Regions from separate parts of the Homo sapiens genome. Here all the other regions are linked to region 2. A link is a contact called in ENCODE Hi-C or POLR2A ChIA-PET data. All regions are on one chromosome and are shown on one strand. Each heading gives the region's core, a stretch centred on a gene start or an enhancer-like site at or near the end of the contact. The rest is flanking DNA. Distances are from core to core; before and after follow the strand shown.

Region 1 (5,443 bases), core at 2,874-5,373, 240 kb after region 2:
CCTGCAGTTATGTGGCTATTGCTGTATCTATTCCTTGTCTCCATGCCCAGCCAGAAGAGAGCGCTCTGAAGTCAAAGCTGGTACTCCAGATCCCATCGGACCTGGCTTCCGCCAAAGTTCCACAGGTATTCACCCCACGACCCCGCCTGTCTCACTGGCTGCTTTCCTCCCATAGGCTCAAGGTAGTGCCCAACATGCAAGAGGCCCCAAAAAGATACATAGGAATGAATGGAGGTTTTTAGATCTTTTAACAAGAACACCCACCACCTTGCCAGGCCTAAAAGAGACCCAAAAAGATGCCTCTGTCCCTACCCCCAGGTAGCTGGTGATCTGGTCCACCCAGTTACAAAAATCAAGATGTGGGTATAAAATGACCTGGGAATTCTTCCAGGGTGGTTGAGCAACCAGAAGAGGCATGCGGCCGTAGGGCAGAAACAGGAGCTGACCCCACTCCAGAATTTCACAGAGGAAACGCCAGAGAAGGAGCCTCCCCTCCCCCACTCCACCAGGTGAAACCCTAAATATGCATGAGGGCCAAACAAAAGGTCAGGTGGGGGGGTCTACGTCAACAAGCACAGCAGGGAACCCCAAATCCTCTACTCTCCAATGGCCCGGCTCAGCCAGGCCCCAGCACCCCGACTGAGTGCACGGGAAGCCAAGGCTCATTCTGGCTGTGCCACCCAACAAGCAGTGCAATGATGTAGGGAGTTAAAGAATTCATCCTAGCCAGGCACGGTGGCTCACGTCTGCAATCCCAGCTACTTACTGGGGAGGCTGAGGCAGGAGAATCGCTTGAACCCAGGAGGCGGAGGTTGCAGTGAGCTGAGATCACGCCATTGCACTCCAGCCTGGGTGACAGAGCGAGACTCCATCTCAAAAAAAAAAAAAAAAAAGAATTCATCCTAAGCAGGGAGGCCTGATGTGTGTTCTGAGGATTTCCCTATTCAGAGGGAGACCTTGGGCAGTGACTTAATCAGAACCTCCATGTCTTCATTTGTAAAATGGAGCTCAAGATAGGTGCTGCATAGCTGGGTGCAGTGGTACACTGAGATTATGCCTGTAATCCCAGGGCTTTGGGAGTCCAAGACATGAGGACTGCTTGAGGCCAGGAGTTCAAGACCAGCCTGGGCAACACAGTGAGATCCCCGTCTCTACTAAATATTTTTTAAAAATTAGCCAGGAGTGATGGCGCACACCTGTAGTCTCAGCTACTCAGGAGGCTGAGGTGGGAGGATGGTTTGAGTTCAGCAAATGGATGTTGCAGTGAGCTATGACTGTGCTACTGCACTCCAGCCTGGGTGACAGAGCAATATCTTGTCTTTAAAAGCAAACAAACAAACAAAAAACAGGAGCTGCCCCACAGAGTTAGGAAGGTTCCGTGGGAGGATGCACAAGGCCAGGCACAAAGAAGCACTTAAGCAGCAGTTCACTCATTCCCTCCTCAATCACACAGCCAACACCTCCTACACGGCAGGCACCGTGCTGGGGAAACCACAGGAAAGCAGACAAGGCCCCAGCTCTAACAGGGCTTATATTGCATGAGAAGGGGAGAGGAATCTGTTTTTGTTTGGAGGTCAGGCTTGTAAAGAAGGCCTCGCTGGGAGGGTGACTTCTGAGCAGAGAAACCTAAGGGAAGCTTCGCAGGAGCAGCCAGAGGACTGTGTGGAGTGGGAGGGAGGACGGCCCGCGCAGAGATCCTGGAGAGCGAACGTGCCTGGTGCGTTCTAGGAGCAGGGAAAGGGTCAAAGAGCAATGGGGCAGGAAGCAGAGGACAAGGCAGAGAGGTGACAGGGCCAGATCAAGGGGGCCCAGTGGGCCACACAAAAGACACTGACTTTCCTCTTTTTAATTCTTATTTATGTATTACTTATTTATTTATTTTTGAGATGGAGTCCCGCTCTGTCGCCCAGGCTGGAGTGCAGTGGTGTGATCTCGGCTCACTACAACCTCTGTCTCCTGGGTTCAAGCGATTCTCCTGCCTCAGCCTCCCGAGTAGCTAGGATTACAGGTGCCCACCACCATGTCTGGCTCATTTCTGTATTTTTACTAGAGACAGGGTTTCACCATGTTGGCCAGGCTGGTCTCAAACTCCTGACCTCAGGTGATCCACCCGCCTCGGCCTCCCAAAGTGCTGGGATTACAGGCATGAGCCACTGCACCCTGCTTCTCTTTTTGATAATAATTTTTTAAAAATTATAAAATTTTTTGTAGAGACAGGGTCTATGTTGCCCAGGCTGGTCTCGAACTCCTGGGTTCCAGCAATCCTCCCACCTAAGCCTCCCAAAGTGTTGGGATTACAGGCGTGAGCCACTGCACCTGGCCTTGACTTTTCTCTTGAGTGAGATGCTGGTACTCCAGATCCCATGGGAGGTTCTGAGCAGGGGAGGGCCGTGACCTCAGGTGTTCACAGGCCCCACCTGGCTGAGTGCAGAGGACAGACCAGGAGAGGTAGGGCAGGAGCCAGCAGGATAATGAGAGACTGCTGCCTTAGGCCAGTGGGAGCCAAGGACAGACAGGACCAGCAGGGGGACTGTAGGAGGAGGGGAGAATAGAGAGAGAATTTGGGACAATTTCCAAAGGAGATAATACCACCAAGCCTAGAATCTTCTCTACTGTTATTAAAAGGGACTTTATGGTGACTTCATTCTGATTCCCACTCTCCCAACACAAATACCAAGCTCCGTTTATTATCCTTTCCCCACTTGCTAGTCCAGCCACACCCACCATTTACTGAGCAGTAAAGGCGCCGGGACAGTGGCTGTCAAAGTGCAGCAGACGGGAGATGCACCAAGAGCTTGTATCCCCACTGGGGCCTGCCCCAAACTAAAGTGGCCATGACTGCTACTGTGGGACCTGAGCATCGATGTGAGTGACCAGCTGGCCTAGGGGGTCCCAGGCATGGTGAAATTAGAGGGTGCGAGGCCGCTGGTAACCAACTAGGGACAACACTGCCCCACCTCTATTCCAGGGGACATTTGGAGACACTTTTGATGATCCCCGCTGGGGGGTGCTGTTACTGGCATCTAGTGGGTAGAGGCCAGGGATGCTGCTGAACAGCCCATAATATGCACAGGACAATTCTGACATCAAAGAGTGATCTAGCCCCAAAGGTCAACAGCGTCAGGGTTCACAAACCCTGGTCTAGGCTCCCAAATCCTAATGGGTAGTCAATCACCAAGGGGTCTGGGAAAAATGCAGCTAAGGATTCAAAGTGCGTGTCCCAGATTCTACACATCTGAAAAGCAGACTTCTAGGCCCTTGATTCTGACACCTAAGGTCCGGGAAACAGCATCATCTACATCACCTGGGAGCTCACTGAAAAAGCAGATGTGTCCGGGCGCGGTGGCTCACATCTATAATCCCAGTGCTTTGGGAGGCTGAGGCGGGTGGATCACCTGAGGTCGGGAGTTTGAGACCAGCCTGGCCAACATGGTGAAACCCCATCTCTACAAAAAATTCGAAAATTAGCCAGGCATGGTGGCACAAGTCTGTAATCCCAGCTACTCGGGAGGTTGAGGCACAAGAATTGCTTGAACCTGGGAGGCAAAGGTTGCAGTGAGCCGAGATCGCACCACTGCACTCCAGCCTGGGTGACACAGTGAGACTCTATCTCAAAAAGCAAAAAAAGAAAAAAGAAAACGCTCAGCTCCTCCTCAGACCAGATGAATGAGAACCTGCATTTTATCACGACCCCCAGGTGGTTCTCAGCTACATTCAGTGATTGTGAATGCCCCTGAATTCAGAGAGTGTCCCTGAAGGCACATCAGGCAGCTAAGAAAAAAAAGTCTCCACACCTAGGCCTCAGGCCCTTTACACAGGAAGAGGGGAAAGGGGAAGGCAGGCACGGGCACGTTGTAAACAGTGCCCACCTGATTCTAATAGGGTTCGTGCAGCCAGGGTTAAGAAAAGAAGAAGCTGCCCTGGAGGAAGCAGTCTTCTCTCCCTGGCAAGCAAGAGCAGTCCCTTTTGTGGAGGCACCACACAGGCCCCCAACGCTGGCGACAAACATCCTGACAATTCTCAGCTTCCTGGCATCAAATAACCTGCTTTTCCCCAGCAAAGGGGCTGCTTTTGGCACCTGAAGCCTGGCTGACTGCCAGACGCCAAGCTCCTGGGCAAGAACCGGGCTGGTGTGGAGAAACAGAAGTCGAATGCAAGTGTCTTAACTGTTGACAAGAAACTAGAGGAAAGAGAAAGCCATCTCACCTCGAGTTAAAATTGGAAGGTGATAACACTTATGTAGCACATCCTGTGTGCACTTTTCTAAGCACAGGAATTACTGTCCCATTCTACAGATGGGAAAGCTAAGGTGAGGCACATGGAAGGCATTTGCCCAAGGTGTAAGTGGGGAAGCCGGAGTTTAAGCCCTGAATCTGGGCTCCTAACTGTGGCTCTATCCAGGAAGCCCTGTTGCTTTAATACCTTCCCCACCTTTGACACAAAGAAAAGAGATGGTTAATTCCCCCACAGCCCCAAGCAGCATGCCCAGTCTGGCTTGGCTGCTTTCTGGAGCTTCTCTAGGGCAGACAGCTTTGAGCTGATCTATCTGGGGAAGGAGAAAGTGGGCTTCAGGCACAAAGCGCCACCGCTTTGCTCGCATGACGGCGCAGCTGGGTCACCTTTGGAACAAAAAGGACAACCACATTCTTGGCTGGGAAGTCAGGGAGTCCACCCAAGGGGCGAAGGGTCTCTTCCCTGTGGCCCCGCATCCCTGGGTAAGGGCCCTGGGAAGGCTGGGAGGAGCCAGGGAGGGGCCCGGCCTCTGGGCCCACCACCTCTCTTCCTAGACGCCAAAGTCAGCTCCCCACAGCCATCCTCTCCAAACACCCCTAGGATGGAAGCAAATGGAGGCTTTGGGGAACAAACTACAAATCCCTCCCAACACATTCTCACCCTTGTTCACCCACCTGTGTGCATGACTGGCTCCTTTTCATCTTTCAAGTCTCAGATTAAATGTCACCTCCTCGGACAGACCCCTTCCTCATCCCTCTAAGACACCCCTCCCACCACTACCACTCACTTCACTTTATCCTGGTTTAGTTTCTTTCCTTCCTTTCCTTTCTTTTCTTTCTCTCTCTCTATTGTCTAGGCTGGTTTTGAACTCCTGGCTTCAAGTGATCCTCCTGTCTCAGCCTCCCCGGTAGCTGGAACTAGAGGCATGTGCCATCACACTTGACTAAAACAATTTTCTTCGTAAAATTGGCTGGGCATGGTGGCACATGACTCTAGTCTCAATCAGGAGGCTGAGGTGGGAGGATTGCTTGAGCTAGAGAGGTTGAGGCTGCAGTGAGCCAAGATTGCACCACTGCACTCCAGCCTGGGCAACCAGAGAGAGACCCACACTCAAAAAAAAAAAAAAAGAAAAAAACAATTTTTTTAAGAGATAGAATCTTGCTCTGTCGCCCAGGCTGGTCTCAAACTGGCCTCAACTGATCCTCCTGCC
Region 2 (5,660 bases), core at 3,161-5,660:
GCGGTGACAGCGGGCTCCAAGTGACAGGCACTCGGCCGCTCCCGCCCTCCCTCCCCGCAGGCGAGCGAGGCGCTCCCCTCCCCCTCCTCCCGGGCCTGGTGGAGGAGGCGGAGGGCGAGCGCCCGCGGCGTCGCACAAAGGGGCCGGGGCGACCTCCCCCACCCTTCCCCCAACCCCGTGCGCTGGCTGCCTTGACCTTGAACATCGAGGGCTGGGGGCGGGGGTGGGGGGTGGGGGGAGAGAGGGAGAGAGGGAGCGCCCCCCTACCCCACCCACGAGAAGGGATGCGCCTGCTGGCTGGACCAGAGGCCGCCAGTTGCTTCTGGTTTCTGGCGGGAATGGGGGTGGGAGGTGGAGGGTGGGAGTTGGGAGAGGAAGGGGGGCAGGGACTTAGAGGCAAGCGCCTACACGTGTGGCTTCGCCGTGAGCAGGGTGCCGGGAGCGGGTGTGTGGGGCTCGGGTCCGTGTGAGGTGGTGTATGATGGTGACACCCCTCTGCTGCCCTCTCACCCTAAGTGGCACACACAGACAGCTGTCTCTCCTGTGAGGGGACATCCGCAAAATGGCTGGGAACGGGGCTCTTGTGCAGGTTGGTGGATCTACAGGCGATGGGGCCCCTCACCCTGACCCTGGCCCAGACCCCTGGGAGGAGGTGTGCTACAGCCGTGAGCAGGGGCCCAGCTACAGTAAGCCTGGACTGGGAGGGCCCTACCCCTCTGTGCCCTTCCCTTCCAAAAGGTCTCTGTGGGGGTGAAGGTGGGGACTCCCTGGCTCCTGAAAGAATGTGAGTCAAATCCCCTGGGGAGAAGGAGCTGCAGGGTGCCGCCCTCGGAAGTTCCGACTGCCTGAGTTCCAAAACCAGCTTGAGCCACGAATGTTCCCTGCCGTGAGCCTCAGTTTTGCCATCTGTGTATGGGGGCTTCTAACAGCCCTTACCACCCGATGGGACTGTCGTGGGGCTAAGGCCATCTTTGTAAAGCAGTTAGCACAGAGACTGACACTGACCAAATGTAGTGATTATTATTAGTAGTATCAATATTGATTTATGAAATTGATTTCTACTGTGGGCCAGCTCCCACACAGGGCATTGGGGGATGGGGCAGGAGGATTGTTTGGGCCAGGGAGAGGACTGGGAGTTCAAGTGTGTAGGAGAGTATGTGGGAGTGGTGTGTGCAGGTGGTTAGGGCAGAAGGAAAGAAAGGAGAGCCCGCTGCAAGTGTCAGCCTGCGTCTGTGGGTAGATATCCTGCTGGTGGGCCGGGCATGGTGGCTTATGCCTGTAATCTCAGCACTTTGGGAGGGCAGGGTGGGCAGATCACTTGAGCTTAGGAGTTTGAGACTAGCCTGGCCAACACAGGGACACCCTGTTTTTACAAAAATACAAAAATTAGCCGGGTGCGGTGGCACAGGCCTGTAGTCCCAGCTACTTGGGGGTTTGAGGTGGGAGGATCGCTTGAGCCTGGGAGGTGGAGGCTGCAGCGAGCTGTGTTCATGCCATGGCACTCCAGCCTGGGCCATCGAGTGAGACGCTGTCCAAAAAAAAAAAAGAGAAAAAGAGAAAGAGGAAAGAAAGAGAAGAAAAGAAAGAAAGAAAGAAAGGAAGGAAGGAAGGAAGGAAGGAAGGAAGGAAGGAAGGAAGAGAAATAAAAGAAGAAAAGAAAAGAAAGAAAAATAGAAATTCTGCTGGTAGAGGAGGACTGTTAGGAAGGTCTGCACTCAGTGTCTACACTCGGGCTTCTCTTAATCAAATCGACATGAGAGTTTGGGGTGGGGCAGGAGTGAGTCTGCGTGTCTGAGGCTAGCGGTGTGGGAATCAAGTGTAAGAGGGTGTGTTACGGGACCTGTGAGCTAATGGGAGGTGAGAGAGGAAGGTGGGGTCACAGCTCACCGTGGGTAAGGTGTGAGGTGGCCACTATAGGGCCCTGGAGGCCAGAGTGATCGTAGGGGTGTCAGTGCCCCTCACTTAATCCCCTTGTCACCACTCCAGGCCATATGTGAATCAGAGACCTACCTCCTGTTCCAGGAGAGGGGCCGGCCAAGACCTTACCTGGCTTAGATGGGCGAGTTTGTGGAAAGGGTCTAAGACTAGAGGAGTGTGTGTGTGTGTGTGTGTGTGTGTGTGTGTGTGTAGAAGTGACCGTGAGTGTAGGAGGCCTTGACTGGATCTCTCTCTTGGGGGGATTTCAAGTGACAAAAATGGTGAAGGCTAGCGGGCCACTTCTGTCGGCTGGGGCGCCCCCTGGTGGATGAGGGCGTTTGTGGGCGTGTTAATTACAGCAGCCGCCCAAATTTGAATGCTGGCTCTACAGGGGTCCGGGTGGAAGAGGGGAAGGGGAAAGGGGGAGAAGGGGTGGGAAGGGGAAAGGGGGAGGAGGGGTGAGACGGGAGGGGGGACGGGGTGGTGGTGTTGCAGAGAGACTGGGTCAGTTTGTGACTCAGTGGGTCTGCTCACTCCCTGGGGATCTCTTCGGGTGGAGTCAGTGTGGGTGACAGTGGGAGAGAGAAGGAGGTCAGGACTACTTGGGGAGGGCCGTCAGGGGTGCCTGCCTCCTTCCTTCAGTCTTACCTTCAAAGAGCCGCCAGGGCATGCGGGCATGTGAGGTTACCTTCCTGTGCCTCAGATTCCTCACCTGGAAAATGCAGATAATAAAAGCATCCCGGGGTGAACTGTGCCCAGCACATGATGGGTGCATTTACTCATTCAACAAATATCTACTGAGCATCTATTTTTTTTTTTTTTTTTGGAGACAGGGTCTTGCTCAGTTGTCCAGGCTGGAGTGTAGTGGTGTGATCATAGCTCACTGCAGCTTCGATCTCCTGGGTTCAACCAATCCTCCTGACTCAGCCTCCTGAGTAGCTGGGACCATAGGCATGTGCCACCATGCCCAGCTATTTATTTTTTTTTTAGTAGAGACCAGGTCTCGCTATGTTGCCCAGGCTGTTCTCCTGAGCTCAAGCGGTCCTCTCATCTCAGCCTCCCAGATTGCTGGGATTACAGGCATGAGTCACGGCGCCCTGCTTACTTAGTTTTTTGTTTGTTTGTTTGTTTGTTTGTTTGCTTTTAGAGACAGAGTCTCGCTCTGCCACCCAGGCTGGAGTGCAGTGGTGAGACCACAGCTCACTGCAGCCTCAGCCTCCCAGGTTCAAGCTATCCTCCCACTTTAGCCTTGCAAGTAGCTGGGACTACACTGCTGCGCCATCATGCCCAGCTAATTTTAATTTTTTTTTGTAGACACAGGGGTCTGGATATGTTGCCCAGGTTGGTCTCAAACTCCTGGGCTCAAGCAGTGCTCTCATCTAGGCCTCCCGAAGTACTGGGATTGCAGACTGGAGCCATCGCACCTGGCCGCATTATTCTTTCTTTCTTATTATTTATTTATTTATTTTTGAGAGGGAGTCTCACTCTTGTTGCCCAGGCTGGAGTGCAATGGCACGATCTCAGCTCACTGCAACCTCCACCTCCTGAGTTCAAGTGATTCTCCTGCCTCAGCCTCCTGAGTGGGGGAGTATAAGCATGCGCCACCATGCCCGGCTAATTTTGTATTTTTAGTAGAGACTACTACCATGTTGGCCAGGCTGGTCTCGAACTCCCATCCTCAGGTGATCCACCTGCCTGGGCCTCCCAAAGTGCCGGGATTACAGGTGTGAGCCACTGCGCCTGGCCTGCCAGTCACCTCTTAAAATGCTTTACCTATATTTACTCATTTAATCCTCACAACACTCCAGTGAGGCATCATCCTCTTTTTACAGATGAGGAAACTGAGGCCCAGAAAGGTTAAGTCATTTGCCAAGGTCACATGGCCACCAAGTGGCAGAGCTAGGATTTGAACCCTGGAGGTGTGACTACTGTTTCTAACCTGCACTGCTGCTGTCAGGCCTGCAGAAGGCGTTGAGCAGGGCGGGGTGACCGTGAGCGTGGCTGCTGGGAGAGACAGCCCCGGGTGGGGTCTCTGGAGCCAGGAGGGACTTGGGTGGGGGGCGGTGAGGGGGTGTCTGCTGGAAGCATGTTGGTGAGAAGTCTGTGTGGGCACCTGGGAGGTGTCTCTGCGTCTCTTAGTATTGCAGTGTGTGTGCGTGTGGCTGTGTGAGTCCGTGCGAAGGTGTGTGAGTAGGAGTGTGTGGGAGGCTGTGAGTATCCGCGTGAATGTGTGTGTAAACTGCCATGCGTGGGCGTGTGCGAGTCCAGGTGTGCATGTGGTTGTGTGCACGCGAGAGCAGGATATGTGGACGAGTGAGGGCGGGTGAGTGACGGTGCGTGCCCCGGGCCCCTCCTCCGCGCCGTCCCGTCCCCGCGGGGTCCCGGGGGCCCCCTGGCCTGGGACTACCACTCCCAGCATGGCCCGGGCGGGCCCGCCCCGTCGCCGCGATTGGCCGTGGCCCTCGTGCTCCCGCCCCCCGGGAATGAATGGATGGGCGGCCTCAGCGCCCGCCCGACCGCTGGGAGGACCGACCCGGCGGGGACCTGCTGGGGGCAGGACCCGGGGAGCAAGATGGCCACTGTCATCCCTGGCCCCCTGAGGTGGTGCGGGCCGGCGGGAGGCGGAGAGGAAGCGCGGGCGGGTCTACGCGGGCCTGTGTGTGTGTGGCGACCGGGGGTGGGGCCGAAGGGGTGTCTGGGGGGCTGTCACCGAGTGCGGGGCTGCGCGGGGGTGCGAGAGTGTGTGACTGTGGGTCTCTGACAAGAATGGTGTCGGATGCACCGCTCCCTGGCGGGGTGGAGGGCGTGGGGGGCCTCCAGATTCTTTTTGGGGAAGGGAGACATCATCCCTTCCCTGCAACCCTCGGGTCTGGGAGAGACTGAAATGACCCGGGGGTGCGGGGGCCTTGGCAACTGGAGTGAAGTCCACACTACCTTTGTCTTGGGATGTGGAGTGTGTGTGTGTATCACTTATTTGTGTTCTGGTTTTTTTAAGAATTTTTGGGGGATAGGTGTGTGGACATGTGTCTGTTTCCTTTTATTCTGCACTAGATATCTTTGGATATTTGGGTCTCCCAGTGTGTGTCCGTGTCCTTTGGAACTATATGTCATTTGTCTTGTGTTCTGTGTTTTTGGGTATGTAGGGCTGCGTGTATTTGTGTGTAAATTTTTGTGTGACTATGGGTGGATTTGGCTGTTTCTGTGTTTTATATGTGTGTGTGTCTGTGTGGATGTGTGATATTTTAGATACTGGTTGCGCATCGTGCATCTTTGTAAATGTGTGTGTGTACCTGTGTGAATCTGTGTGATTTCTTTGTGTTGTGTGTCTGGATATTGTGTGTGTGGTTTGTGTTGTGTCTTTGGATACATGGGTAAGTGCCTAGGGGCGCAAGTGGTTTCTGTAGTTCCTGTCTTTTGACATGCTTGTGTCTTTGGATGCATGAGGGGGTGTATGTGTGTGTGGTGTGATGTTTCCATGTTGTGTGTCTTTGTGTGGGTGATGTGTTTCTGGTGTGTGTCTGTGGATATGTGATGTGTCTTTGTGCATGGTTATTTGTGTGATTTGTCTCCACACTATGGAACTTGGGATATTTGTCTTTTTCAGTAGATATTTATGTGTGCACGTGTGTGAGGTTTGTCTGTTTCTCCTTTGTGAGTATTGGGATTTGTCTCTCTTTGTGTGTGAATCCCGTGTGACTGTGTGTGATTTGTGTTGTGTGTCTGCATGTGTTCAGGTAGGGATA
Region 3 (5,556 bases), core at 1,871-4,370, 210 kb after region 2:
GCCAGAAACAAGACACAGAAGGGAACAGGGGACAAAGATGGTAGAAGAATCAAGTTCATACAAACAAGAGGCCTCTCGTTTACTTCCTGCAGGTCCAGCCTCCTTGTGAGGCTGGCCCAGAACCAAAGGCCACACCAGCCACTGCTTTCAATCCCCAGGAAAACAAAGCTGACCTAAATGCAGACAGCAAGGGCCCGAGAATGGCAGGATATCCAATGTGATGCATCTGCCGCTGCAACATTAGCTGAAACTCTGGACTCACCTGGGGAGGAGAGAGGATGGGGGGTGGGGGGAATGGACTTGGCCAGATGAGAAAGCAGCTCTGGAGAAGACGGGGGATGGAGGACATGAAAGAATCTCAAAATGGGCAGCAACTCCACATGCTTCGGGTAGTGGATTGAGGTTGGATGCTGCTGTTCCACAGCCCAGGAGACAGTTCTGCCCCTCACCCCACACTCTGGCCTGAGCTGGGCTGGGAGCAGGGGAGGTTCCCTGTACAGCACCAGAACAGGGCCCCAGCCTTTACTTAGATGCTTCCCTCCACCTGAAATGCCCTTGCCCTTCATCCCTTAAGACTCACGGTAGCTCACACCTGTAATCCCAGGGCTTTGGGACACTGAGGTGGGAGGAACGCTTGAGGTCAGGAGTTCGAAATCAGCCTGGGCAACATAGTGAGACCCCCATCTCTACCAAAAAAAAAATATCAGCTGGACATGGGGGCATGCACCTGTGGTCCCAGCTATCCAGGAGGCTGAGGGTGCTTGAGCCAGGAGCCGGGAAGGTCGAGGCTGCAGCAAGCCGAGATCACATCACTGCACTCCAGCCTGGGTGACAGAGCAAGACCCTGTCTCAAAAAAAAAAAAAAAGACACAGCCCAGCAAGGATGTGCATTCATGCATGTTGGGAGACACAGGAGACAACCTGTGTGTCTGTCAGCAGGGATCCAGCAATGATGCAGACACATGGGAGAATCCTTCCTGTCCCTCCTTCCCTCATCCTCCACAGCAAGGCCATCAGCAAACTCTGTTGCCACTACCTCCAAAATACATCCTGAATTCATTTCCTTTCTTTCTCCCTCCCAGGCCAAGCCACCACCATCATCTTTCATCCTAACAACTTCATGAGATCCCTCTCTGGCCTCCCCAGGCCACCTTTGCCTTCCTACATTCTATTCTCCACCCACAGCCAGAAGGATTACATCAAACAGGGATCACCTCCAGCTGCTTTCCAGCTTAAAGTTCTTCAACATATCTTGGGCCTCATCATCTTCCCCCATCACCCAAATGCTCCCGCCACACTGGCTGCCTTGACCTTCCAATTTCATGCTTGCCCTGGGGCCTTTGCACGTGTGGCTCTAGCTATTCTCAAGGCAGGCTTCCCCAGGGAGGTCTTCCCTGACCACCCAGATCAGGGGGCCCCTACTTCAATCTACTTTTATTGCTTACAGAGCAGTAAGCATGACTGCTGTTTTTCTTTTTTCAAGACAGGGTCTCACTCCACTGTTCGGGCTGGAGTGAAGTGGTGCAATCATGGCTCACTGCAGCCTGGACCTCCGGGGCTCAAGTGATTCCCCCACCTTAGCCTCCCAAGTAGCTGGGACTACAGGCGCACATCACCATGCCTGGTTAATTTTTGTTATTTTTTGTAGAGAGGGGGTTTCACCATGTTGCCCAGGCTAGTCTTGAACTCCTGGGCTCAAGCGATCCTCCCACCTCGGCCTCCCAAAGTGTTGGCATTACAGGTGTGAGCCACTAGGCCCGACCCACTGATTGCTTTATTATGTCTTGCTGATGAATATATGAACTCTATGGGTACAGGGCTCTCACCTTGTTCACAATGGATACCTAGACTGTTGAAGACTGCTGCCACTCACAAGAAAGTATCTGCTAAATAAATGTTCTAGCAGCTCTAAGAAAAAATAAGATATATCTGCGCACATCCATGTCTTCTCAGTGAATAAAGAAACAAACTGTGTAAGGAGAGACGTTTCTGTGTGCATAGAAAGAGACCCTGTTTGTTGGTCATTGCCATGAGTTGTACCCTGGGTTCAGCACAATCTTGATGAATACTCACAACCATCCTTGGAAGAAGGTTGTGTTATTATTACCCCTATATTACAGGGGAGAACATGAGGCTCAGAGTCACTTACTCAAGGTCACACAGTGGGTAACAGTAGAGGTGAGGCTCCATCCAGGCAGCCTGACTCCAGAGTGTGTACATTCTTTTTTGTTTTGTTTTGTTTTTTAGACAGAGTTTCGCTCTTGTTGCCCGGGCTGGAGTGCAATGGTGCGATCTCGGCTCACTGCAACCTCCACCTCCTGGGTTCAAGCGATTCTCCTGCCTCAGCCTCCCGAGTTGCTGGGATTACAGGTGCCTGCCACCACGCCCAGCTAATTTTGTTATTTTTAGTAGAGACAGGGTTTCGCCATGTTGGCCAGGCTGGTCTTGAACTCCTGACCTCAGGTGATCCACCTGCCTCAGCCTCCCAAAGTGCTGGGATTACAAGAGTGAGCCACCGTGCCCAGACCCTTTTTTTTTTTTTTTAATTTTGAGAGACAGGTTCTCTGTCACCTTGGTTGGAGTGCAGTGACTTGATTTTAGCTTACTATAGCCTCAAACTCCTGGACTACAGTGATCCTCCCACTTCAGCCTCCTAAAGGGCTGGGGTTATAAGCGTGAGCCAACATGCCCAGCTCATTTAAAAAATTTTTATGTTCAGTAGAGACAGAGTCTCCTTATATTGCCCAGGCTGGTCTCAAACTCCTGGGCTCAAGCAATCCTCCTGCCTCGGCTTCCTCAAGTGCTGAGATCACAGGCCTGTGTTCTTAATAGCTCTACTAACAGCAGTTGCTGCTGGGAGGGGGTCTGGAGGGAGAGGGCTGAGCAGGGTTATAGACGTCAGTATAAGACATAATTAAGAGAGATAGGGAGTGTCAGAGATGAATGGAGAGAGATGGAAACCAATCTCAACAGGAAACAGAAGTTTGATCTCTTGTGTGGCAAACACCTGTGAGAAACAAGCAGCAGGCTCTCCACCCACCTTCCTCCAACCCACCAAAGCCTCATGCTGGACAGCAGGGCTTTGCGACATGATTAACCATCCATATCACGCCGTCATAGAAAACCAGACCCTGTCCTCCTGGTCACTGGGAAAATCCCCAAAGCAGATGGGGAAGCAGTGTGGCAACGAGGCCAGGGAGCGCCATCTTGGTGGTCAGCTAGAGCCAGAATCAAATCACAGGTCTGCGGCTTAGCATCCTGTGGACGTGTGGCTGGTTACCAGCCCATTCAGAATCCCAAGCCTCCTCATCAGTAACATGGTGGGAGGAGTAATATCCACTCTCAATAGGGCTGTTGAGAGGGTTAAATGAGGTAACAGCAATTGAACGGTTGGAAAAGTAACTGGCACAGAAGGACCCTCAAAAGCACACTGGCAAAGATGTTATTACAACGGAAATACTGAAGAAATAAACAACATCCTCGACTCCTCATGTCTGAGGAGGTCTCTTGGGCAAATTGGACTCTGATAAGATTAAGCACACAGCCTAAGTGAGGGGTCCCTCCAGAGGAGAGTGCCTCCACACTGGAAATTTCCTTCTCTCTCTACCTATTCTCCATGGAATAATAGCCCAGAATAGGGCTGGGCGCGGTGGCTCATCCCTGTAATCCTAGCACTTCGGGAGGCCAAGGCGGGTAGATCACAAGGTCAGGAGTTCGAGACCAGCCTGACCAACGTGGTGAAACCCCGTCTCTATTAGCCGGGCATGGTGGCAGGCACCTGTAATCCCAGCTACTCAGGAGACTGAGGCAGGAGAATCACTTGAACCCGGGAGGCGGAGGTTGCAGTGAGCCGAGATCATGCCATTGTACTCCAGCCTGGGTGACAGAGCAAGACTCCTCTCAAAACCAAACAAACGAAAACAAAAAAAAACCAGGCCAGAACAAGGGTCGCTCAAGCAAGAAGGAGAGATGGACCCCAGACAGCTGGAGAAATTTTGTGGTGCAGGCATGCTCCTCAGTGCTTCACAGGCAGGACCCAGCAGAAGAGACCCAGCTAGTATTCCTAGCTCTCAAGGTGGCTTTGAAAAAGGAATGTGGCCAGGCATGGTGGCTCATGCCTGTAATCTCAGCACTTTGAGAGGCTGAGCTGGGGAGATTGCTTGAGGCCAGGAGTTCGAGACCAGCCTGGGCAACATAGGGAGACCCTGTCTCTACCAAAAAATTTTTAAAAATTAGCTAGGCCTGGTGGCATGCACCTGTAGTCACAGCTACTCAAGAGGCTGAGGCAGGAGGATTTCTTGGGCCCAGGAGTTCAAGGCTGCAGCGAGCTATGATCCCATCATTGTACTTCTGTCTCTAAGGGGAAAAAAAAGAAAGGAAAAGGAATGGGGGTAAAGGGAGAATTTTAACAGCTTAAAAGGTAGCCTAGCCAGGAGCGGTGGCTCACGTCTGCAATCCCAGCACTTTGGGAGGCTGAGGTGGGTGGATCACCTGAGGTCAGGAGTTCAAGACCAGCCTGACCAATATGGTGAAACCGTGTCTCTACTAAAAATACAAAAAATTAGCTGGGCATGGTGGCAGGTGCCTGTAGTCCCAGCTATTAGGGAGGCTGAGACAGGAGAATTGCTTGAACCCGGGAGGCAGAGGTTGCAGTAAGCTGAGATTGCACCACTGCACTCCAGCCTGGCAGACAGAGCAAGACTCCATCTCAAAAAAAAAAAAAAAAAAAAAAAAAAAAGCAGCCTATGGTGATTTCTCACCTCTTCCCCAGTCAGAACACCAGTGGGCTTTGCAGTTTGTTCTTCATTTCTTAGAGTCCATGAAAAGAGGGCAAGGCCTCTGGGGGCCTGAGGTCCGCATCTGCAATAGGAGGATAACATTCAGTCTTCAGACGCACTCACATTCATTCAACATGCACTCATGAAGCAACTGCTATGGGCCAGGCACTGCTCTAGACGCTGGGGATACAGAAAGGAACAAAGACAAAGATCCCTGCCTTCACGGAGCTCACATTCCAAGGAGGATGGTGTAGAAAGCAAATATAGAACATCAGACCGTGATAAACACCATGAAGAAAAATAAAGCAGAAGACAGCGACAGGGAGGGCCATTTTAGACAGGGTGCTGAGGAAGGCCGCTCAGAGATGGTGTCTCAGAGATCTCAATAAAGTAACTAAATCATACATGCACACACATGCACACACACACCAAGATACTTACACACATGTAGCCAAGAACACAGTGCCTGGTATGGAAAATGAAGGTGATCTAATTTGACAGTTAAGAGTGCTCTAACAGGGTATGCTTAAGTTAAGCAAAAAAAGGTAGAAGAAGAATTAATAATAATAATAATAATAATAAATAATGAAGAGTGCTCCAGGGCTGACTGGCATTGGAATCTTCACAAAACCTATATTCTCCTCACATTTTCCAAAATCCCCCCTCCCCCGGGCAATTACAAATACAATATTTGTTTTTTTCTTTTCTTTCTTTTTTTTTTTTTTTGAGACAGAGTTTCACTTTTGCACTGCACTGGAGTGCAATGGCGTGATCTCGG
Region 4 (5,263 bases), core at 413-2,912, 200 kb before region 2:
GTGGAGAGAAAGAACCCAGATTCAATACAGGAGTCCATTTTTATCCAGCTCAAAACAAGACAAAACTACTGCGCCAGACTTCGGGCGAGTGGGGATCTGTGGGAATTCGTGCTGGGAAGAAAGACAGGGGGCTTGTGGAGGGTGAGAATGTTCTGTGTCTGGATTTGTATGAATGTCACACAGGTTTGCTCAGTTGGTGACATTTCATCAACCTAAATACTTAATGATTCGTGATCTTTTTTGTACTTCAATTTAAAAAAAAGTGTCGAGCATGACACATTTAGGTAAAAAGAAAAAAATGCACACTCAAAAGAAAAGTCTGTTTCTAGGAGCACATGTTTATATGATGTGCTTAAACGCACAGACAGCAGTTTGGACGAAACTCGACAACGTGTCATATTGGTCACACCCTGCTTAAGAAAGGCAGGGGATGGGGAGGGGCTTCCCCAAGGCTTTACCTCCATCTCTAATGTTTTTTGATGTGTGTGTGTGTTTTTTTTTTTTGTTTTTTGTTTTTTGAGACAGGGTCTGGCTCTGCCACGCAGACTGAAGTGCAGTGGCACCATCATGGTTCACTGCAGCCTCGACCTCCTTGGGCTCAAGCAATCTTCTAGCCTCAGCCTCCTGAGTAGCTGGGACTACAAGTGTGCATCACTACGCTCAGCTAACTTTTTTTTTTTGAGACAGAGTTTCGCTCCTGTTGCCCAGGCTGGAGTGCAATGGCGCGATCTCGGCTCACGGCAACCTCCGCCTCCTGGGTTCAAGCAATTCTCCTGCCTCAGCCTGCCGAGTAGCTGGGATTACAGGCATGTGCCACAACGCCTGGCTAATTTTGTATTTTTAGTAGAGACGGGGTTTCTCCATGTTGCTCAGGCTGGTCTTAAACTCCCAACCTCAGGTGATCCGCCCACCTCGGCCTCCCAAAGTGCTGGGATTGCAGGAGTGAGCCACCACACCGGCCTAACGTTTTACATTTTTTGTAGAGACGGGGTTTTGTCACGTTGTTCAAGCTGGTCTCAAACTCTTAGACTCAAGCGATCCGCCTGCCTTGGCCTCCCAAAGTGCTGGATGACAGGCGTGAGCCCCTGTGAGCCCCCGTGCCTGGTCCGGTATGTAATTTTTTTTAAGGTAACAGTGGATTGTGTGAGGATTAAATGAGTTAATATTTTTAAAGTCCTTACAGCAGTGTGTGGTACACAGTAGGTGCTATGTGGAGGTTTGTTACAATAAAGTCAGAAAGTGAAAATGTTTTCCAGGGTACAAATGGTATCACTTAAACTAGGAATAAGAGACGCCTATGAAGAAATATACAAAATACTATGTCTTGTGAGTTTCCATTCAAACCTTCATGAATTATATATATGAATATGTCCTTCTAGACAGACAGACTTATCTTTTTGAGTGAGTGTGTGTGTTTTTACATAAATATCAGTCATGCTTTAAAAAGAAAAGCCCCTTCTTTTATTGAAGTATGACAGTGACGGGTCTCGACACCGAAAGATGGGGGAGATAGAGAGCCCGCCGGGGAGCTTGAGGGTGGGAGAGCCAGCGATGCCGGAAACCTCAGCAGAAGGGATCCCCGTGTGGGGGAGGGGGGCCTTCGGTCTCTCCCCAGCCTCTTCCTTCCCCCTGGCCTGAGGGTGGGTGGGGAGGGGCAGTTCCTCTTTCCTTCCCAAGCACCGAGGAGGCCCCAGCTCCCTAGGGGCTGAGAAGCTGGAGTCCTGGGCAAGGGGAGGAGCTGAGCCCTACTCTTGCAAGACCCCCGGCCTCCTCACCCCACGCGGGAAGCATGAACAGAAAAGACAGTAAGAGGTGAGAGGACCCTCCCCAGGGAGCCCGGCAGCACCCTGAGGCCTCCCTCTGCATGGGAGGGCTGGGGAGATCACTCGCCAGGGTGGCAGGATTCCTGACTTCTTTGGGATCAGGCGCAGGGGGGCCAGGTGGATGCTTCAGGGAGTCTGGAGCCAGCTACGGCTGCAGTCGCTTGTATGTGGCATCTGTACCGTGTTGTCCCTGGAGTTTGAGCTGCTCCGTGCCCCTTTTCCACTCCTCATCACCCCACCTCCATCCCTGGCCTGGGCTGAGTGTCTCTGCCCTCCCTGGGGGCTTCCTGGTTCCCCATCCCCGTGGACTGGAAACTCCAGGCTCCTGCAGGGCCTGGCCCAGGAGAGGGGAGTGTGGCACAGGGCAAGGCGACTCCCCTGCCTCTTAAACCACTCCTGGCTGTTCCAGACCCCTACAGGGGGCTGCAGGACAGGGCCTAGTGGCTGGCTGTGCGGCCGGTTCTGGAATGGGCTTCATCTCCTGGGCAAGCTGGCCCTTCTGTCCCCACAGAGGCAGATGGTGGGTGGCTCCCTAGCCTGGGTAACTCCTCCTGCCACCCCCAGCACCACTCTGATGGGCAAAGGGCTTTCCTCCCCACCCAGCAGTTTAGTGGTAGACTCCTGGCTGCCTAATTTCCTAGCTGTGTGACCTTAGGTAAGTCACTTAACTGCTCTGTGTCTCGGGTTTTTCTTCTGTCAGTAGAACAATCATATCCTCTACCTCGGAGAGGCCTGTAAGTACTCAATGAGACACTCTAGACCAGTGGTTCTCAAACTGGAGCGAGCCTCAGAACTGTCTGGAGGGCTTGTAAAATACAGGTTGCTGGGCTTACCTTTAAAGTGTTTGGTTTTTTTTTTTTTGTTTTTTTTTTTTGAGACGGAGTCTCGCTCTGCCGCCAGGCTGGAGTGCAGTGGCACAATCTTGGCTCACTGCAACCTCTGCCTCCCGGGTTCAAGCGATCATCCTGCCTCAGCCTCCCAAGTAGCTGGGACTACAGGTGTGCACCACCACACCCAGCTACTTTTTTGTATTTTTAGTAGAGATGGGGTTTCACCATGTTGGGCAGGATGGTCTCGATCTCTTGACCTCGTGATCCACCCACCTCGGCCTCCCAAAGTGCTGGGATTAGAGGCATGAGCCACCACCCTTAGCCTTAAAGTGTTTGATTTTGTAGGTCTGGGTTGGGACCTGAGAATCTGTATTGATATCCAGTTCCCAGGTGATGCTTTTGGTACTAGCTGGGTGCCCACACTTAGGGAAATGCTGACTTAGTTAGAATGCTCCTTCCTTAGCCTAGGACATATATAATACTTTAAAATGTCCCTTCTAGTAACGATGGCTCATGCCTCTAATCCCAGCACTTTGGGAGGATAAGACAAGGAGAACTTGAAGCCAGGAGTTCTAGACCAGCCTGAGAAATATAGTGAGACCCCCCCCCCCATTGACACACACCCAAACACACACACAAAATTAGCTGGGTATGGTCGTGCACACCTGTAGTCCCAGCTACCTGGGAGACTAAGGCAGGAGGATCACTCGAGTCCAGGAGTTCAAGGTTACAATGAGCTTTGATTGCACAACTGTGCTCCAGCCTGGGAGACAGAGCAAGACCCTGTCTGAAAAAGGGTAGAGGTGGGAGCCTGGCGTGATGGCTCACACCTGTAATCCCAGCACTTTCAGAGGCAAAGGTGGGAGGATCAGTTGGGCCCAGGAGTTTGAAACCAGCCTGGCCAACATGGTGAAACCCCATTTCTACTAAAAATACAAAAATTAGCTCGGCGTGGTGGCACGTGCCTGTAGTCCCAACTACTTGGGAGGCTGAGGCAGGAGAATTGCTTGAACCCGGGAGGTGGAGGTTGCAGTGAGCTGAGATCGCACCACTGCACTCCAGCCTGGGTGACAGAGTGAGACCCTGTCTCCAAAAAAAGAAAGAAAGAAAGAAAAAAGAAATCCCTGGAGAAGGTCCAAGGACTATCCTCATTTTTCCTTCGAGGAAATTGAGCCCCAGAGAAATTAAGTGACTAACACGAAGTCACAACAGCTGGCAAAAATTTCTGGATTCTACTTTCGTCTGAAGCTTGGATTCAGCAGCCTCCCTGCTCCCACCATCCTTGTCTCTCCATTACCCTCTTCCCCTATCAGGAACAGCAGCCTCTGGGAGGCACCAGGCAGAGGGAGAATTATTATTACTATTATTACTATTATTATTATTATTATTTTGAGACTAAGACTCGCTCTGTTGCCCAGGCTGGAGTGCAGTGGCACGATCTCGGCTCACTGCAACCTCCGCCTCCTGGGTTCAAGCAAGTCTTCTGCCTCAGCCTCCTGAGTAGCTGGGATTACAGGAGCCCACCACCACGCCTGGCTAATTTTTGTATTTTTAATAGAGATGGGGTTTCACCATGTTGGCCAGGCTGGTCTCGAACTCCTGACCTCAAGTGATCCACCCACCTCAGCCTCCCAAAGTGCTGGGACTACAGGCGTGAGCCACTGTGACTGGCCTCTCTTTTTAATTTTTTTATTATTATTTTTGAAACAGAAATCACTCTGTCACCCAGGTTGGAGCACAGTGATGCAGTTCCGGCTCACTGCAGCCTCCACCTCCTGGGTTCAAGCGACCCTCCTGCCTCAGCCTCCTGAGTAGCTGGGATTACAGGCGCCCGCCATCACGCCTGACCAATTTTTGCATTTTTAGTAGCGATGGGGGTTTCACCATGTTGGCCGGGGTGGTCTCGAACTCCTGGCCTCAAGTGATCCACCCACCTTGGCCTCCCAAAGCTTTGGGATTACAGGCGTGAGCCATCACACTGGTCCAAGAGCCTTGCTCTCTTGAGGGCTGTGGGAGGAAGGAGGGGAGGGTGTTAGAGACCAAACGGGAGCCCTGAGGAGGCAATTCCTGAAGGCAGGTCCTCCCATGCCTCTGCCTGGGGAGGACAGAAGAGATTCCAGGGGTCTTCTCCCGAGTCCCTGGTAGGCCAGGAGTAATCCTGGGATCTGCCAAAAGGAAGTCTCTTCCAGGATGCCCTGGAAGCAGTCAAGAGGAAGTTGGGGGCAATGCCTGGGGAAGGAGTTCTTATGATTCCCTGAGGGGTCTTGAGTGGTCCCAGGGGTCTTCTACTGTGATTCCCTGGGAGATTCAGAGCAGTCCTGAGCGGCGGTCCCCAGGCTTTTTGGCATCAGGGACCAGTTTTGTGGAAGGGGGTGGGGATGGTGTGGGGATGATTCAAGTTAATTACATGTATCCTGTGCTTTATTTTTATTATTATTACATTGTAATATATAATGAAATAGTTACGCAGCTCACCATAATGGAGAATCAGTGGGAGCCCTGAGCTTGTTTTCCTGCAACTGGATGCTCCCATCTGGGGGTGATGAGAGACAGTGACAGATCATCAGGCATTAGGCATCAGGCATCATAAACAGCACGCAGCCTAGATCA
Region 5 (5,675 bases), core at 308-2,807, 140 kb after region 2:
GGGGCTGGGGCGGGTGGTGGCGGTGGCGGTGGCGGTGGCGGTGGCCGGGCTCTCGCCAAGAGGCTGGGACATGCTGCCATTCTGGGCCCAGAATCCCAAGGGAGCGTAGTCCCCTGTGTGTGGCCCAGGGAGGACATCGCCCACCCTGGCGCCACAGCTGGCTGCCAGGTCCACACCATCGCTGGGGATGGCCCGATAGGTGGTCATAGTCCACGGGCACTGGAGTGCTGCTGGCCCCGTACGCTGTGGTGTCACTCTATGGGGTCCCCCAGCCCTCAGCCATTGTTCAGGGCAGCCAGGCCCAGGATGAAGGATGCTGGGCCCTGAAACCTGACAGGAAGGTTGTGAGCCTGTGGAGTCCAGTTCTCCACCATCGCTGTGCACAGCTGAGCCAGGACAACCTCAGGAAGCAGGTGCTGTCCTGGGGGCTCCAGACCGAGTGGCTCAGTAGCGCAGAGCAGGCAGTAGCTGTGGTCGCCCGCCAGCTGGAGGCAGCAAGGATGTTGTCCTCGCCATGCTGAAATGGAAGAAAAGGAAAATATGAGCTGCGATGGCCGTGTTACTGCTCCCAGAAAGTGGGACATGTGACTTTTCTTGACAGCCTTACTCATTTAAAAAATCTTTTTATTATGGAAATTTGCAAACATACTCAAAAGCAGAGAGGAGACTGAGTCACCCATCAGCTCCAACAACCACTAACTATTTTCCATTCCCATTTCATCTATTCACCCAGCCTTGTGACCTTCTTTGTTTCTGATAGAATGTTTTAGAGTAAACCCCAGACATCATTTTTTTTTTTTTTTGAGACAGAGTCTCGCTCTGTCACCCAGGCTGGAGTGCAGTGGCATGTGCTTGGCTCATTGCAACATCCACCTCGAAGGTTCGAATGATTCTCCTGCCTCAGCCTCCCAAGTAGCTGGAATTCCAGCATGTGCTACCATGCCCGGCTAATTTTTCTTATTTTTAGTAGAGACGGGGTTTTGTCATATTGGCCAAACTGGTCTCAAACTCCTGGCCTCAGGCAATCCCCGCCCGCCTCAGCCTCCCAAAGTGCTGGGATTACAGGCATGAACCACCATACCTGGCCAGACATCAGGTCATTTCACCCATAAATATTTTAGCTTGTATCTCTAGTACATAAGATTTAAAAAAAAAAATCACAGTAACATTATCATACTCATCTACATTAACAAGAATTCTTTAATGTCATGCACTACCCTGCCTGCATTACATTTCCCATCATTGTCTCGCAGGTGTCTTTTGTGAGCTGGTTTGTTCGAAATCATCCTCTGCTTATGCAGGTATTTTCTCAAGTCTCCTCTACTCTACAATGGCCACCTTCCTTTATTTTGATGCTCTTTACTTGTTGAAGGAAAGGGGTCACCTGTCCTGTGGATTTCCCCACTTTCAGGATCCCTGAGGTGCCACTTAACATGTTCCTCTGCCCCCTGTATTTCCTGTGAACTGGTGGCTTCATGCAGAGGCCAGACTATTGTCCACCTGCTCTGTTGTTTGCTCAGCTCAGCTACTCTGCCAGAAAGGAAGTGAAAATGACAGATGAGTCAACATGAGCACCAGTGGAGTTTGGGGAGGAAAGCTGCAGAAGGAATGTCTCTAGAAATCCATGTGGTTACTGCAGACTATGACTGGGTAAATCAGAGCCCATCACTTTTTCACTGAGATCTCCCCAGTGACTACTTACTGCATTAAAACACCATCCAAACTCCTTCCCCTGCTCCACAAGCCCCGCAGGATCTGGCTTCCATGTCTCTCCCCATCCCTGACTAAGCTCTGATCATACTGGCCTTCTTTTCTGTTCTGATGCACCAAACCTTATCCAGGACATCTGATATCCTTCCTCAGTCCTTCTTGGGGCTGGTTCCTTCCCATGATGTCAGTTCTTCCATGGGGACTTCCGGCTGGGCACGGTGGCTCACACCTGCAGTCCCAGCACTTTGGGAGGCCAAGGCGGGTGGATCACTTGAGCCCAGCAGCTCAAGACCAGCCTGGCCAACATGGCAAAACCCCATCTCTACTAAAAATACAAAAATTAGCCAGGCATGGTGGCATGTGCCTGTAGTCCCAGCTACTCAGGGGGCTGAGGTAAAAGGATCACTCGAACCCGGGAGGTTGAGATTGCATGAGCCACGATCACACCACTGCACTCCAGCCTGGGCAACAAAGCGAGATCCTATCTCAAAAAAAAAAAAAAATCCCCAAAAACAAAAACAAACACAAAAACCTTCCCAAATCACCCTATAGAGACAGAGAAGCCCGGTCTTCTGGAAGCCTTTCTTAATTACCCACTCTACTTTCTTCCAATTTTTCTTAGCAGTTGTTCGTTCTGTCTACTGGCTAGGTCCACCACTCAAATGTTGGCTCCAGAATGGCAGGGATGTCTGTGTTGTTCACTGATGCATTCCCAGTGCCTAGAACAGTTGAGACGGAGTCTCGCTCTGTTGCCCAGGCTGGAGTACAGTGGCGCGATCTCGGCTCACTGCAAGCTCCGCCTCCTGGGTTCACGCCATTCTCCTGCCTCAGCCTCCTGAGTAGCTGGGACTACAGGTGCCTGCCACCATACCTGGCTAATTTTTTTGTATTTTTAGTAGAGACAGGGTTTCACCGTGTTAGCCAGGATGGTCTCGATCTCCTGACCTCATGATCCGCCTGCCTTGGCCTCCCAAAGTGCTGGGATTACAGGCGTGAGCCATCTAGAACGTCCAGGACGTTCGTTTAGTATTATACATATGAGTGAACAGATGGCCTCTGCCTAATTGGAGGTGTAAGTACCTCCTGATTTGCAGGCCCCTGGGGAAGGGAGTCTGTGCTTCTGTCCAGCATATAAAACACCCTGCGGGGTCACTTCCCTTTGTCTCCACCTTGAACTTCTAGAAGATGAAAATCCTGCTGGAGAGGAAGGGGAAAGTGGGTCGCCGTCTGTGATGGAAGCTGTTGACTGCCCAGCAGCCGTGCCCGCTCCCTCCTGCCAACGGAACTGATTTTGCTCAGGGCAGTGGAGTGCTGCTTTGGGCCACGCACTTGGTTCAAGGTGACCTCTAACTTTTCTTTCCCTGGGAATCTAGAGCTGGATGCAGCCGTTCTTGATCAATGGCTATTGGAGCTTCCTGTGTGAGAAAGTAGCAGGCCTCTTCTGCGTGTATGTGTCTGTGTGTGTGTGTCTGTGTGTGTGTGCGTGTCTCTGTGTATGTCTGTGTGCGTGTCTGTGTGTGTGCGTGTCTGTGTGCGTCTGTGTGTGTGTGCATGTCTGTGTGCCTGTGTGTGTGTGTGCATGTCTGTGTGCCTGTGTGTGTGTGTGTGTGTGTGTGTGTGTGTGCATGTATGCGCATGTGTAGGGGGGCTTTTCCTAATTTATGCCCAGTTATGGAGCGCACTGGCAGAGATCACAAGGGAAGCTCAAAGCAGATTCAAGGAGCAAATAGCAAGGGGAGCCTGAAGCCTCTGAAAAAGTGAGCACCAGAAGAGGGCAGGTGGAGAGTGGGGAGCAAGGGGGAGCCCCTCTTCCTGGTGCCCCACGAGAACACAAACGATCCTGAAGATGTTGCCGGGAGGCAGCACAGGGATGGGCTACAGAAGAGAGAGGAAGCTGGAAAGCCCTCAGGGTCGAGTTGCCTAAGGGAGACAGGAGAGAGGCCAAGAGGAGCCTGCACTGACCTGGATGGCAGGGCATCTTCTGACAATCAAGGCTTGCGGGAGTATGGATGTCAGATCATCTGATTTTCCAACAGAAATCAGAAATCTAGAGTTGCATGTAACATTTCCCAATTGGAAAAGCAAAAATATTGGCCAGGCGCAGTGGCTCATGCCTATAACCCCAGCACTTTGGGAGGCCGAGGTAAGTGGATTGCCTGAGGTCAGGAGTTCGAGACCAGCCTGGCTAACATGGTGAAACCCCGTCTCTACTAAAAATAGAAACGTTAGCTGGGTGCGGTGGCGCACACCTGTAGTCCCAGCTACGTGGGAGGCTGAGGCAGGAGGATTGCTTGAACCTGGGAGGTGGAGGATGCAGTGAGCCGAGATTGCTCCACTGCACTCCAGCCTAGGCAACAGAGTGAGACTCCATCTCAAAAAAAAAAAAAAAAAAAAAAAAAAAGAAAAAGAAAAAGAAAAAAGAAAAAACAACAGAAACAACAACAAACTATCATGCAGAGATGATCGGAAGAATTTTCAAAAAACTAATAGTGCTTGCCTCTGTGTGTCTATCCCCACCACTCCCAGGCCCTTCCTCTGCTCCATTTTTCTCCTTAGCACTTATGAACAGGCTTACTTCTTTTTCTTATTCATTTTTATTATTATTTTTTTTAGAGACAGGGTCTTTCTCTGTTGTCAAGGCTGGAGTGCAGTGGTACAATCATAGCTCACTATAGCCTCAAACTCCAGGGCTCAAGTGATCTTCCTGCCTCAGCCTTCTGAGTAGCTAGGACTACAGATGCACGTCACCATGCCCAGCTAATTTTTAAATTTTTGGTAGAGGTGGGGTCTTAGTATGTTGCCCAGGCTGGTATCAAACTCCTGGGCTCAAGTGATCTTCCCACCTCAGCCTCCCAATGTACTGGGATTACAGGTGTGAGGCACCGTACCCAGCCTCCTCAATGACTTTCTCACTGGCATCTGGGAACTCATCTGCTGCCTCTGGTTGGCAGAAGCTGCTTCTCCTGCCATCTTGACATTTTTTAAGCCATACTCTTTCTAAAATTATCAAACCATCCTTTGCTGGCATTAAATTCCCCAGCTTGAGATCCTCCTTCTTCCTTTTGCTTTAGGTTGCCATGTAATGACTTCACTTTTTCTCGAAGCAAATTACAATCTATAGGTATGCCTTATAGCAATCCTGTACCCACATAGAAGCTGCATTTGCAACACGAGATAAAAATATATTTTGTAAACAGTGCAAGGTTTTTGTGCCTGCTGGCATACAGGCAGTGACAGCTTCATGAATTTCCTTTTCATTTTTTACGATGGTCCTCACACTGGATTCATTTATCTGGAAATGGCGGGCAACTGCAGCTGCAGATCTCCATCGATGGCACATATCAAGCAATTGCATATTTTCTTGTAATGTTATGACTTTTCTCTGCTTCTTGGGACAACTTCCAGCATCACTAGTGGCACTTTGTACGGGTCCCCTGAGGTTATTCAGGGCTTACAGTATTGCACTAAACACGATGAAAACTAGGTGAGAACCTCTAGGGATCATTTTTTACTGCGATGTGCAATTTGCTGGAGAGACAAACTGCTCATGCGGAGATGATGAGTGTCACACGGTGTTTCAAATGGATACTCACAACACTTGAGCTCACCGCAGTAGCAACAGGAGGTGGTCGCGAAACTATGACGGTAGTGCAGTGTGTACTGCAGTTAATTTCATGCAGTTATGATTTAATTCTGCATGTTTATGTTTGTTTACATTTCTCTTGGCTTGGCAGTGTGTTTGTGTGTGTGTAAGTTTTGATAAATTTTAACTTTTTAGAATGCATTTGTGTATATTTTATGGTAGCAAATGATAAAATAGAAAAATAGACTAATGTACATATATTTTATGTATTCATGACATACCTAACATTTTATTTTTATTTATTTATGTATTTACTTATTTATTATTATTATTATTTTTTGAGACAGAGCCTTGCTCTGTCGCCTAGGCTGGAGTGCAGTGG

The links. Hi-C counts contacts between places; a loop is a spot of excess contacts on that map. ChIA-PET counts read pairs that join two places held with the same protein, here RNA polymerase II (POLR2A). Pooled maps may share reads with other maps.
Region 1: a loop to region 2 is called in a pooled map, with 2.6 times the contacts of the local background. The contact joins the enhancer-like site here to the promoter of DPF1 in region 2. A Hi-C loop is called at or near these places in 2 of 168 maps with a recorded cell type or tissue (OCI-LY7 and mammary epithelial cell), 12 of 37 single-sample maps with no recorded cell type and 6 of 50 pooled maps. POLR2A ChIA-PET finds 5 or more read pairs at or near these places in 2 of 52 experiments (B cell and activated CD4-positive, alpha-beta T cell).
Region 3: a loop to region 2 is called in a map of endothelial cell of umbilical vein, with 2.2 times the contacts of the local background. The contact joins the enhancer-like site here to the promoter of DPF1 in region 2. A Hi-C loop is called at or near these places in 2 of 168 maps with a recorded cell type or tissue (endothelial cell of umbilical vein and mammary epithelial cell), 2 of 37 single-sample maps with no recorded cell type and 5 of 50 pooled maps. POLR2A ChIA-PET finds 5 or more read pairs at or near these places in 6 of 52 experiments (H1, PC-9, Panc1 and 3 more).
Region 4: a pooled map shows a loop between it and region 2 (2.3-fold over the local background). The contact joins the promoter of RASGRP4 here to the promoter of DPF1 in region 2. A Hi-C loop is called at or near these places in 2 of 50 pooled maps. POLR2A ChIA-PET finds 5 or more read pairs at or near these places in 2 of 52 experiments (A549 and activated CD4-positive, alpha-beta T cell).
Region 5: a pooled map shows a loop between it and region 2 (3-fold over the local background). The contact joins the enhancer-like site here to the promoter of DPF1 in region 2. A Hi-C loop is called at or near these places in 1 of 37 single-sample maps with no recorded cell type and 9 of 50 pooled maps. POLR2A ChIA-PET finds 5 or more read pairs at or near these places in 1 of 52 experiments (K562).

What each region holds. Positions count from the first base shown.
Region 1 is chr19:37,985,116-37,990,558 of GRCh38, reverse strand. The region is part of intron 1 of SIPA1L3 (signal induced proliferation associated 1 like 3); the gene reads right to left. Among named protein-coding and RNA genes, the nearest start is that of SIPA1L3, 81 kb to the right of the region's middle. RefSeq lists enhancers at 1-170, 171-676, 677-1,184, 1,185-1,690, 1,691-2,196. Within about 2 kb of position 4,123, at least 4 of the 41 ENCODE cell types and tissues checked have a DNase peak (open chromatin) inside an H3K27ac peak, as active enhancers do; they include B cell and OCI-LY7, where a contact is called at or near this core.
Region 2 is chr19:38,222,972-38,228,631 of GRCh38, reverse strand. It overlaps DPF1 (double PHD fingers 1), which reads left to right and starts at 4,410. Exons shown (of 12, transcript NM_001135155.3): 1 at 4,410-4,518. The coding sequence starts at 4,490. RefSeq lists an enhancer at 383-1,153 and a silencer at 4,076-4,645.
Region 3 is chr19:38,007,400-38,012,955 of GRCh38, reverse strand. The region is part of intron 1 of SIPA1L3 (signal induced proliferation associated 1 like 3); the gene reads right to left. Among named protein-coding and RNA genes, the nearest start is that of SIPA1L3, 100 kb to the right of the region's middle. RefSeq lists enhancers at 1-331, 5,486-5,545. Within about 2 kb of position 3,120, at least 3 of the 41 ENCODE cell types and tissues checked have a DNase peak (open chromatin) inside an H3K27ac peak, as active enhancers do.
Region 4 is chr19:38,422,618-38,427,880 of GRCh38, reverse strand. It overlaps RASGRP4 (RAS guanyl releasing protein 4), which reads left to right and starts at 1,662. Exons shown (of 17, transcript NM_170604.3): 1 at 1,662-1,812. The coding sequence starts at 1,790. RefSeq lists an enhancer at 320-834 and a silencer at 1,727-1,786.
Region 5 is chr19:38,076,098-38,081,772 of GRCh38, reverse strand. It overlaps SIPA1L3 (signal induced proliferation associated 1 like 3), which reads right to left. Exons shown (of 22, transcript NM_015073.3): 3 at 1-517. The coding sequence starts at 207. Among named protein-coding and RNA genes, the nearest start is that of SNORD152, 84 kb to the left of the region's middle. RefSeq lists an enhancer at 1-327. Within about 2 kb of position 1,557, at least 7 of the 41 ENCODE cell types and tissues checked have a DNase peak (open chromatin) inside an H3K27ac peak, as active enhancers do.